2 separate regions of the Homo sapiens genome follow, and region 1 is linked to region 2. Evidence: chromatin contacts called from ENCODE Hi-C or POLR2A ChIA-PET data. All regions are on one chromosome and are shown on one strand. The core of a region is the stretch at or near the end of the contact, and the rest is flanking DNA. Distances in the headings are between cores, read along the strand shown. Region 1 has its middle 72 kb from the start of USP46. Region 2 has its middle 110 kb from the start of USP46.

Region 1 (5,744 bases), core at 3,162-5,661, 42 kb after region 2:
GACATATCTGCATTACCATTTCATTGCAGCATTATTTACCATAGCCAAGATGCAAAACATCCTAAGTGCCCATTGACAGATGAATGGATAAATACATGTCATATATATATATATGTATATATACATATATACATATATATATACACATATATATATACCATGAAATATTATTCAGCCTTCAAAAAGGAGGAAATCCTGTCATTTGCAAGAACATGAATGAATCTGGAGGACATTATGCTAAGTGAAGTAAGCAAGACATGAAAAGGCAAATACTGCATGATATCACTTATATATGGAATCTAAAAAACTGGAACTCATAAAAACAGAGTAGAATGGTGGTTACTAGGGATAGAGAAGGGGAAAATGAGGAGGTATTAGTTAAAGGTTACAAATTTCAGTTTAAGATGAGTAAATTCTCATAATCTAATATATAGCATGGTGACATAGTTAATAATAATGGATTACATACATGAAATTTGCTAAGAGGGATCTTAAATGTTCTCATCACACATATACAAAAGAGTATTTGCTAATTAACTTAACTGTAGTCATCTCACAATGTACACATATGCCAAACCATCCTGTTGTACACTTTAAATATATACAATACTTATTTGCCAATCGTACCTCAATAAAGCTGAGGGAAAAAAACGCCATATACACAGTTAGGTTTTACATTAGATTTTATTTTTCAAAAAGGTTGTGCTACCGAAACAAGGGCTTGAAAACAGCCCTAGATCATTTGGGTGATGGACTGGAAAGGGGGAAATTCTATATATAAGACCCTCTGGTTTCTGCTCTACCTCCTGATTGCTAAGACCAGCTGTTTCTCTTTCCTTGCCCTAAACCCTGCAGCTCAGGCCTCCACATGCTCCTTTGAGCAGGCACCAGGGAGAGATGGAGATTTCAAGAGCTACAGTTGAGCTTGCATTCCCTTTCTCCTGCAAGTACCCACCACACAGAACAGTGACTCTGCTTCTTCTCTGGGCAACCGTCACCAGTCCCTCCTTTCTTGCTTTAGGTAAAACCAACTTGGAAAGTGATGCAAGCAAGTCTTGATAAGATCTCAGGGCTTCTGTTTCCTCATCTTGACTTTGGAAAGTTTGAACTGTTTTCCAGGAACTCTCTTTCCGCTCTAGCATTCTTTGATTTAACATATTGATCAGTAAAATCTTCTAATGACATGCCACAAGAGAAAACATCAACAGGAAAGGGGCAAGACAAACAGAAATTTTGAGTCTGGCCCCATCCTTTTGGGATAATTCCAGAAAAGTAAGGGGTAGATGGAAAAGTGAAAACCTAGAAGGCATGTAAAACAGCTGTGAGAGGTAGAAGTTGTCACTTTTGCATATATATATTCATAGAACTATATTCTATAATCTATATTAGTTATGAAGTGCTATTGTTTCGTTACAATTTTCCAAATAAATGTGGTTACTTCCTTATACTGCAGCTTCAGTCTCATTATTTTTTATATTATTTAGCCACTGTAAAAGTTAAGGCCATTTCAACAATTAAACCTCTGCATCACAAAAACGTTTTTGCATTTATGCTAATGATTATGTTACTTCAAGTTAGAGGAATGACAAAATACATGGAAAATCCCTTAGAGTTGGCTGTCAATCTAAACCACATCAACACCTTATACATTTGTCCTTTATGGGTTTAGAGATCCTGAATAGTTGAAGGCTTGTTCGTTTGGTAACTTTCCAGTACCATCTGAAAATTCCAGCAGTCTGAAACAAGACTGGCTATAATTAACTGTTGAAGCTGAGTCGTGGGTTCACAGAGGTTGTGTTCTATTCTACTTTTGTACGTTTAAAATTCCCCATGATAAAGTTTTAAAAATAAACTATATCTACTTTCCCAGAAATCTATTTTAAAATACATTCTATCAGGCAGCTTTCTTTAAATATTAGTGTGACAGAAGTCACTCACTCACCAGCCATGCCTAAGAATGCATGAAATCTCTGTTCCCTTCAGCTCTGCTTTACCATTTTTCTTTATTGAATATTCTCCCTACACTTCCATCATTCACTTATTCACAACACTTGTTCTCAGAATGTCACTATAGACTTTTTATTTTTTTGAGACGGGGTCTTGCTCTGTCACCCAGGCTGGAGTGCAGTGGCACAATCATGGCTCACTGCAGCCTCTACCTCCCCAGGCTGAGGTGATCCTCCCACCTCAGCCTTCCAAATAGCTGGAACTTCAGGTGCATGCCAGGAAGCCTGGCTAATTTTTCTAATTTTTGTAGAGATGGAGGTTTAACCATGTTGCCCAGGCTGGTCTCAAACTCCTGGGCTTAAGCGATCTGCCTGCCTTGGCCTCCCAAAGTCCTGGGATTACAAGCGTGAGCCACCATGCCCAGCCGACTTTCTGTCCAATACTTCATTCCTCCATATATGTAAATGGAGAAGAGAAAAAAATCCTGTACCTAATGTAATTAAAGTTCTATTATGTAGCTTATAGTCTGGGATCAGCTGACATAATTACAAATAAATGCCTCTAGCAAAATTAAAGCAGGAAAGCTTCAAAATGCAAAACTATTTTCCAGAAATTCTAAAACAGTAAATGAGTTCCTATCCCATATCACTTTTGAGAGGTCTCACAGTTTTTGCCTACAAAAATCAAAACTTACAAAAAATTGTAACCAAAACTTGAATAGCAGAAATAAAATAGGATATTTGTTCTCAGGTAGGGGAGGACTATAAGGATTAAAATTATGCTTTGCCACTTTAGTTGGCTTGCCATGAGGTTCTTTTCTTGTACCTCCGAAAATCAGAAAGTGGCTTTCAGATCTTTTATTTAAACCCTTACATCGATTTCTCAAATATTCCATTTTCTTTCCTTTCTTCTTCTTCTTTGTTCTTCCGTGAAAAGAAAATTTCAGGACCTTCCCTATTTATTATGCCAAGGGCAAAAGTTAAGCCCTGGAAACTGAGTCACAGTTGTTTTTCTTCTCTGGTGAATGACCGTTGCTTCTTGACCTTTGTGTTGAGATGTTATACATTAACGAGACTCCCTAATCTTTATGCAAACCTAAGCTAAATGAGATGGAGACCCTCATGATTTTCACCTCTTTACAATTGGATGTTAAGTAATCCTTTGGAGTGTAATCAATAGTAGCCAATCAAATCCTATAGCTCTGTGTTAGCCTTTGTATGGAGAATGTTGTGATTCTGTTCTACACCTGTTTTTGCCTATATAAATAATCTTCACTTATCCCCACACCGAGAGCACTAATAATCATTCTCTGGTATCCGGGTGTGCCTGGACAGCTACCCTCAATCTTTGCACTTAAACTCTTTTAATTGGATCCTGACTCCTTTATTTTAGGTTGACCCTTCCTTTCCTGCTTTGTAACATTAAAAAGCTAAATAGGAGTAAGAATCACCTCTCTTCTTCTTAGATTTCTCCATGTTAGCCCCACACCCCCTTGTCACGCATTTGTTTTAACTCGACAACCCTTTCTAGGCACCAGCTTCAGAGAGGGACAGGACACTGTCTTCATGGAGCCCGTCTTCTTCTCTCTTTTCATGATCTCTTGTTCCATTGCCCCGTCTTGCAGAAAGGTAAGGGCTTGTTTAATTTCAGCCTTGGTTTGGATTCAAGATCACTGTTGTCACATTTGGGAGTGTTTTTTTAAAAAAAAAACAAAACACATAGACAAGTAATGCAAACAAAGTAAGAGCAAGACTTGTGCAGCAGCTCTTTTGAGGACAATCAGGAGGTGTCTGGGGGGCCCTTCCCACTAGAGGGCACTGGACCCTGTCCCTGCATCTTCAGTCGTCTCTACTGCCACATGCCCTGTCCACACCAGGATGACCCCTCCCCACCCCAGCCCTATGACTCTGGAAAGCTCTTCAGCACACATAACAGGATCCAGACAGAACTTGGACCTTCTCTGCTGGAGCAAATTGGAATTCCTGAAATTGATTGAACCCTCCATACAGAGGGAGCTCAGTCCGCATCTCCTCGGTTTAAGGCCCTGCCTCAAATAGGGGTTCTGATCCCTCAGGAAAGCAAGGGCTCGAGACACAGACAAACCTGAGCCTGAGGGACTCTAAGGGGAGGTGTGGAGGTGCCAGGAACTATGAACAATGAGCAAAGCATGTCAGTTGTACCAGGGCATGCCCACCATCACACTACATGCTTTCCAGCATTTCTATTTATTACAAAACTGCTTTGACCTTGTTTTACAGGTTAGGAAAAACTGAAGTCTAGATTTCTCCAGTTACTTGTAAGAAGCCTTCTTTGGTGTCTGGGCCAAAACCACCAACCCCGTGGGCAGGACGAGTTGCTGCAGATCAATGAGGTGCCAGCACACCAGTAGCCATCCTGTTTGTGTGTATGACGCTCCTTTCCCCCTTGCCCTCATGAGAACAGCAGACCTCAGGAAATGACTTCTCAGTCTAGCACTTTCCAGCCAGACCATTAGGAAAACAACTGTGGTTGAACAAATGCTCAGTGCATTGGGAGACCACACACTGGGGGACTGTGGGGCATCTCAGTAAGCAGCTGTCAGAAGAACTTTGAGGATGGAGGCCTTGCTTAGGTCATTCGTGGGAGTGTTCCACGAATAGGGGTGTGCTTTGGATTGGGTGTTGTCAGGAAGTGGGGGAGATTATCTGATTGAGATGGTAGTAAATCTCATGTAGCACAGATGAGAGCAAAGCTAAAATGGGAACTGGTGAAGGGCAGCAGGCACTCGGATGAAGAGTTTGTGATTTCGTGGTTTACATAGTGACCTTGTGTTTGTCTATGCTGGGATAATTATTAAGTGGTCTTGTTTTTTGTCTAACTTCATCACAGTCACGGCATGACCTTGTCTGAGGGTGGTGTTCTGTGCGATTTACGTGGAACAAGAAACACCACAGCCCAGTGATGAACGCCAGGATGCCTCCTGACAACATCAGAGGGCGGCTGTCTCAGGCTAGCCCCTGGCTGTCAGGGGATGCTTGTTTTTCTCATGTCTTCAGCGTCATCTTTCATGCCTAGGAAATGTTAGGAAATGTTGTGGGGAATAAATAGAACAGTAGAGCCTAGTATCCCAGAACTACTTATGATTTAAGTAGCTAAGATTATATACTTTCCATTGTTTTGCCAATTGGTCTGTCTCCCTTGGGGACTTGTGTGGAAAATGGCCCCTTCACCAACTACCACTCATCAGCACCCTACCCCAATACTATGTCCAACATCTGACTTAGGCAAACCAGGAAGCAAAGGCCAGGACTGAACTAGGATCTCATGCCTCCTGATCCTTTGCTTTCCCATATGCTAGGGGGATTGCATCGGCTGGTGATCAACCCACACTGGAACCTGAACTCCACTGAATTGAATCTAAAATTCCATGGGAGAGCGAGGTCAGGGAAACAGCAGAAAGAGCAGAGAATGTGTAGGTTTCCTGTCAGCGACAGACAAAGTGGGGTCTACCTAAGTCCCAGCTAACCTTGCAAAGCACACACACACAGGTGTTGGGCAGGCGTTGCGGCAAGACCCAAGGCTAGAAGCTAAGCAGTATTAGGAGTCTTAACTTTATTCCCCTCCTCTTACCCCCGAAACTCACAGCCCCTTATTCTTCTACATTATGTACACATTTCCATCTGAGGGGAGGTTGTATGGTGAATTCATTCTTCATAAACCTTCACAGACTCCTCAGATGACATAATCAGTTAAAAGTCAAAGTCAATCAATAGCCATACAGGAAGAGGGTTTTCTCTCCCTTCTACAGCCTTCACCCT
Region 2 (5,907 bases), core at 1,112-3,611:
CTCTGGGGACTGTGGTGGGGTCGGGGGAGGGGGGAGGGATAGCATTGGGAGATATACCTAATGCTAGATGACACGTTAGTGGGTGCAGCGCACCAGCATGGCACACGTATACATATGTAACTAACCTGCACAATGTGCACATGTACCCTAAAACTTAGAGTATAATAAAAAAAAAAAAAAATTAAAAAAAAAAAAAAAAGAGGAAGTGAATAAATGTATTCATGTATATATTTTTTCTAATCTGGACAAAAATTTAAGGTTGAATTCACAGCCAACAGTAATAAAATATGTTAATTCCTGAGAAAAAAAAAAAAAAAAGAATGTGTTATAGGCCTGGAGTGGTGGCTCATCCTTGTAATCCCAGTACTGTTCAAGGCTGAGGCAGGAGGTTTGCTTGAGCCCAGGAGTTCAAGATCAGCCTAGGCAACATAGTGGGACCCCATTTCAACAAAAAAATACAAAAATTAGCCATGTGTGGTGGTGCATGCCTGTACTCTCAGCTACTCAGGAGGCTGAGGCAGATGATCACTTGAGCCTCAAAGGTTGAGACTACTGTGAGCTATGATCGCACCACTGCACTCCAGCTTGGGCGACTCTAGAAGAACCCCATCTTAAAACAACAACAACAACAACGAATGCTTTATAGAGTGTACTGGTCAGGACTCTTGGTCAAACGGGGAAAAAACTCAATTTGGACTAGCCTAAGCTAACACTCCCCTCTCTCTCCTGTCTGTCTGTCTTCTCTCTCTCTCTCTCTCTCTTTCCCTCTCTCTCTCTCTCTCTCCCTCTCTGTCTTTGAGACAGGGTCTCCAGGCTGGAGTGCAATGGTGCAATCACAGCTCACTACAACCTCCAAGTCCTAGACTCAAGCGATCCTCCCACCTCAGCCTCCCCCAAGAGCAGCTTGGACCACAGGCCTGTTCCAACACACCCAGCCCCTCCTCCTGAGTCTGCTCCTCCTGGCTTGTCGGGCACCTTCTCACAGGCCTGCTGTCTCCTTGAGGCTGAATCCTGAGAGCACAGATCCTGTGTTCACATCCTCGCAGCTTCACCTGCCCAGATGACAGACACTCAGAGCAATTGCTATGACCAGAAGGGGACAGTCAGCTCCTATTTGAATCAAATGTTGAACTTTTGGCAAGAGATGTGGGGCAGACCGAGCAAGCCCACTAAAGGAGTTGTTGGGGTCCCCCACACTAACACTTTGCATCTGCTGCCGGAGCCGTTATTGCCCTCACTGTCTCAGATTTGGCCAGCACTTAGTGGCTGCACAGGGACACTTCCCCTCTAGACCTGCTGCTCCCCTTTAGCCCAGTAGGAGGCAGCATTGCCCCTCCTTGCCCTACGACTCGCTGGACTGATTCCAGGCTTCCAGCTCAGCAGGAAGAGGATCCATTAAAAAGATTTTATCTTCGGAAAACCTTATCACCCCTCAAATGTCAAGACTTTCAGAAATTAATCTAGAGTTTTCTCCTTTTCAGGTCTCAAATTTTAAAACAGAATCATAAAATGCTAGAGCCAGGAGGAGCCTCTGGAGTCCTGTCACATCCAGCCCTCTGTTTTAAAGATGAATAGATCGACCAAGGCAGAGACTCAAATACATATTCTAACATTTGGTACCAGATTGCGAAGTCATTGGAACCGAGCATAAAAAGCTATCAAGGAGAGATAAAAGATCTGAAGGAAAGGTTGCGTATCAATTTCTGGAAAGCTGGACTAAACTTTTAATGGAAAACAATTATTTTATAAAAAGGTAAAGAGAAAAGGTGAAATTTTAAAAATAGGTTAAGTAATACTTCAATAATATTTAACCTACATATCAAATATACTATTATTTCACCATGTAGTCAGTAAAGACACCTGTGAATAAGATCTTTTGCATTCTTTTTCTGTACTAAATCTTTGAGATCTGGTGAGTATTGTACAGTTATAGCATATCTCAATTTGGACAAGCCATGTCTCAAGTGCTTAGTAGCCACATGCAGCCAGTGGCTACTGTGTTGGATGGTGCAGAATTGAAAAACAGGTTAGTACAGAACCTTGTGGAGCCCTCAGGACAAGCTGCACAGACATTTGAGCTCACCCAGGGCATTCTGGGGAAATGTCTTATACCAACAGAATATAAGGGGCTGATATATTTTACCAAAAAGAGCTTCCTGTTTGAAAAAAAATATATACTTTTCACCCCATCTCCTCTCCTCAGATAAGCTGCAGAAGGATGCATGATCATCGCATCATTATTATTCTTAAACAATGAACTGAAGTGGACCAGTCAAGTGAATGCCAAAGGGAGTTTGATGGAAGAGGCTGTCCTGTTCTCGCCTAGAGTGACCTCACAATCTGTGGCCCAGGAGGATTTTATAAGATATCAGCATGCCTGTGGAGAACAAATGAATAGTTTTTTCCTTAGTGCTAAAAACACCAGAGGCAATTTTCACATACCCACCCTTCGTTTTTACAGGACGTGGTGGGGGAGTCAGGCTGTAATCACAGTGTGTTAACTGAGGATAAAATAGAGAGCATCAGCTAGATTGCTCTTTCTTGAAAACAACAGCCAAAAAAGAAAAACAGCACTCAGGATTTTGAGTCGTTTTGCATGCTCAGGAGAGGATGGCAGTTTCAAGCACAACATCAAGAGGAAGGACAAAGTTGAGCCCAACTGGGCACCAGCAAGGAGTGGGTGCACCCATCCATGCCTCCACGCTCCTAAAAATGAGGGCTCCCGTCATTTTGGGGTAGTGGGTGTTTCACAGCCTGTTCTCCTCAGCAGCTTTGAAATTCCGCGTTCTGAGTTCTGGTAGTGTAGCCTGGCACAGAGTTGCAGGGACAAGGTTTGTTCGCACCCTAATCTCCTACCCCAGCCTGCTGTCTTCCTGGCTGCCCCACAATCTGAAGTCGAGGGTTTCTCACTAAACACTGAGCAGAGCGGCAGGCAGACCTTGACCTTGCCTCATACGTTCAAGTGAAATAAGCAACCACCCTAAAAAAGAAACCAAGTTTTGCCTTTGTTGATGGATTCCTCCTTCTATGGAAGTATCTGTGATAAGGATACTGTCATCCTGAACCACTGAGTCCTTTGTTCCAAAAATAGTGATTGACAGTCATTGATCACTTACTGCCGGGTGCCTATAGTAACTCATTTAAAGCTCTGCATAATAGTCCTTCCACAGCCGGTTGTGGTGGCTCACACCTGTAATCCCAGCACTTTAGGAGCCTGAGGTGGGCGGATCACTTGAGGTCAAGAGTTCAAGACCAGCCTGGCCAACATGGCGAAACCCTGTCTCTACTAAAAATACAAAATTAGCTGGGCTTTGTGGCAAGCGCCTGTAATCCCAGCTACTCGGGAGGTTGAGGCACAAGAATTGCTTGAACCTGGGAGGCAGAAGTTGCAGTGAGTTGAGATCACACCACTGCACTCCAGCCTGGGCAACAAGAGCAAAACTCCATCTCAAAAAATAATAATAATAATAATAAATAAAAATAAAATAAAATAAATAAAAATAAATTAACCAGTTATGGTGGCTCACACATGTAGTCCCAGCTACTCAGGAGGCTGAGGCAGGAGAGTCGCTTGAACCCAGGAGGCAGAGGTTGCAGTGAGCTGAGATTGTGCCATTGCAATCCAGCCTGGGCAACATAGAGAGATTCTGTCCAATAATAATAATAACAGTAATAGTCCCTCCAAACTATCCTAAGTGCTTTGTATACTGTATTAAAGTCCTAGGTTCGCCATAACAAAGTACCACAGACTGGGTGGCTTCAACAACAGAAATTGTATTTTTCCACAGTTCTGGAGGCCAGGCATCCAAGATCTAGGTGTCAGCAGTTTTGGTTTCTTCTGAAGCTATGAAGGAGACTCTGTTCCACACCCCTCTCCCAGCTTCTGGGGGTTTGCTGGCAATCTTTGGTATTCCTTGGCTTGTAGATGCAACACCCTAGTCTCTGCCTTTGCCTTCACATGGCATTTTCCCTTTGTATGTCTGTATCCAAATCTCTCCTTTTCAAAAGGGCACTGGTCATGCTGGATTAGGGCACACACTAATAACTTTATTTTAAGTTGATTACTTCTGTGAAGACCCTGTTTTCAAATAAGGTCACCTTCTGAGGTCTTGGAGGTTAGGACTCCAGTTTGTTTTGAGGGGGACACAATTCAACCCATAACACACATATTAACTCATTTGTCTTTCCAACAGCCCTTCAAGGCATCTTCCTGGATAATTTATCCCATTTGCAGAAGAGGGCACCTGGGACACAGAGAAAGTAAATGACTGGCCAAGGTCACTGTATTAGTCGGTTTTCATGCAGCTGATAAAGACATACCTGAGACTGGGTAATTTATAATGAAAAAGAGGTTTAACGAACTCACAGTTCCATGTGGCTAGGGAGGCCTCATAATCATGGCAGAAAGCAAAAGGCACTTCTTACATGGCGGCAGCAAGACAGAAAACTTGTGCAGGGAAACTCTCCTTTATGAAACCATCAGATCTTTTGAAACTTATTCACTGTCACGAGAACAGCACAGGAAAGACCTGCCTCCATGATTCAATTACCTCCCACCAGGTCCCTCCCAAGACGTGGGAATTGTGTGAACTATGATTCAAGATAAGATTTGGGTGAGGACACAGCCAAACCATAGCAGTTACCAAGTTGGCAGTTGGTGGAGTCCCACAGGCTGTCTAGTTTGAGTGAGTCTGCTGTGCAACCCCATATGTATTGTTATTACTGTCTCAGATTTACACCTGAGGAAACCAAAATATACAGGTCACAAAACCCACCAGTATTACACAGTGAGTCATTGGCAGAGCTGGAGTTTGAACCCACTGCTATTCGGCTTCAGCACCTGAGCTGGTAATCACTAAACTATGTGACTTCTCTTACATAAAAATATCTTCCCAGAATTCAGGAAAGGCTAATTCGCCACTGCACACTTTCCAAGGACTGCACAATTCTTTGGTGGTGTTGGTTATGCATGACAGTAACTGTTGGAAGGGACTGGTGTCGGTCATTGGCGTAGGGCAGCAGGGTGAGTATCAGGAAAAAGCAAAAGGACCCAGGGGATCTGCAAGTCCTTGAGCCCCCACCTCTAGCACTGCCCTTAACCACCTCGGCCTCTGCCAGGGAACCAGGAAGAGGATGGGCAAATAGGAGGGCAATTCTGGGCTGCTTTGGGTAAAATAAAAAGGGGGCAGGAAATGAAAGGATTCAGGCTGTTAAAAGAAGCGACTCAACAGATCTTGCCTTATCCTTTCTTCCTTACTGGAAGGAAGCGGGTCTTACTGTCGCATGAGGAAATGGGGGAGCCCAGCTCCTGAGCATTCAGGCTAGTCTTGGTGTGATTCATAGTGTGATGATTTCTCTCTCTGAAAAATTTAAATGTAGAGACACAAAGCTGGGAGTTGAGAGCTGTGTCTCATGAATGTCACAACTGGGGTCCACACCTACCCTCCTCAGGATTAGCTGTTCAATTCCTCCTGGAATTTTGGGAGAAATCCATTGAATCCCACCCCCAACTCCCTGTTACTAGTTGTTAGTGGTGGTTAAGAGAGCTTGAGTTGTTTTCTCTATTCACTTAGTTTGAGTCCTGTACACTCATAAAAGTTATATCATTACCTTTCATTTCATTGAATCTAAACTATCTTTTCCCCATTTGCCCAATTTAATGAATTTCCTCAATTTAGTTCTCACTAATTACACACCCTACTCAGTATCTAAAATAAATCCATTTTTTTATACCCGTAGTGTAAAAGCTCCCTGAGGGTAGTGATTTCATCTTTTGTTTACTTCTATATCCTGAGCACCTAGCAATATTGATAAAGAAGGAACAGCTATGTGTAAATTTTTTCTCTCATTTTATATACATGGTAACTTGCTATACATACTGTTCTGCATATGTGTTTGTCCACTTAT

What was found. A loop is a pair of places that touch in the nucleus more often than their neighbours do. ChIA-PET counts read pairs that join two places held with the same protein, here RNA polymerase II (POLR2A). Pooled maps may share reads with other maps.
Region 1: a loop to region 2 is called in a map of heart right ventricle, with 4 times the contacts of the local background. The contact joins two enhancer-like sites. A Hi-C loop is called at or near these places in 14 of 168 maps with a recorded cell type or tissue (Right ventricle myocardium inferior, Right ventricle myocardium superior, cardiac septum and 5 more) and 14 of 50 pooled maps. POLR2A ChIA-PET finds 5 or more read pairs at or near these places in 1 of 52 experiments (H1).

What each region holds. Positions count from the first base shown.
Region 1 is chr4:52,584,525-52,590,268 of GRCh38, forward strand. No RefSeq gene overlaps it. Among named protein-coding and RNA genes, the nearest start is that of USP46, 72 kb to the right of the region's middle. Within about 2 kb of position 4,412, at least 7 of the 41 ENCODE cell types and tissues checked have a DNase peak (open chromatin) inside an H3K27ac peak, as active enhancers do; they include heart right ventricle, where a contact is called at or near this core.
Region 2 is chr4:52,544,320-52,550,226 of GRCh38, forward strand. No RefSeq gene overlaps it. Among named protein-coding and RNA genes, the nearest start is that of USP46, 110 kb to the right of the region's middle. Within about 2 kb of position 2,362, at least 2 of the 41 ENCODE cell types and tissues checked have a DNase peak (open chromatin) inside an H3K27ac peak, as active enhancers do; they include heart right ventricle, where a contact is called at or near this core.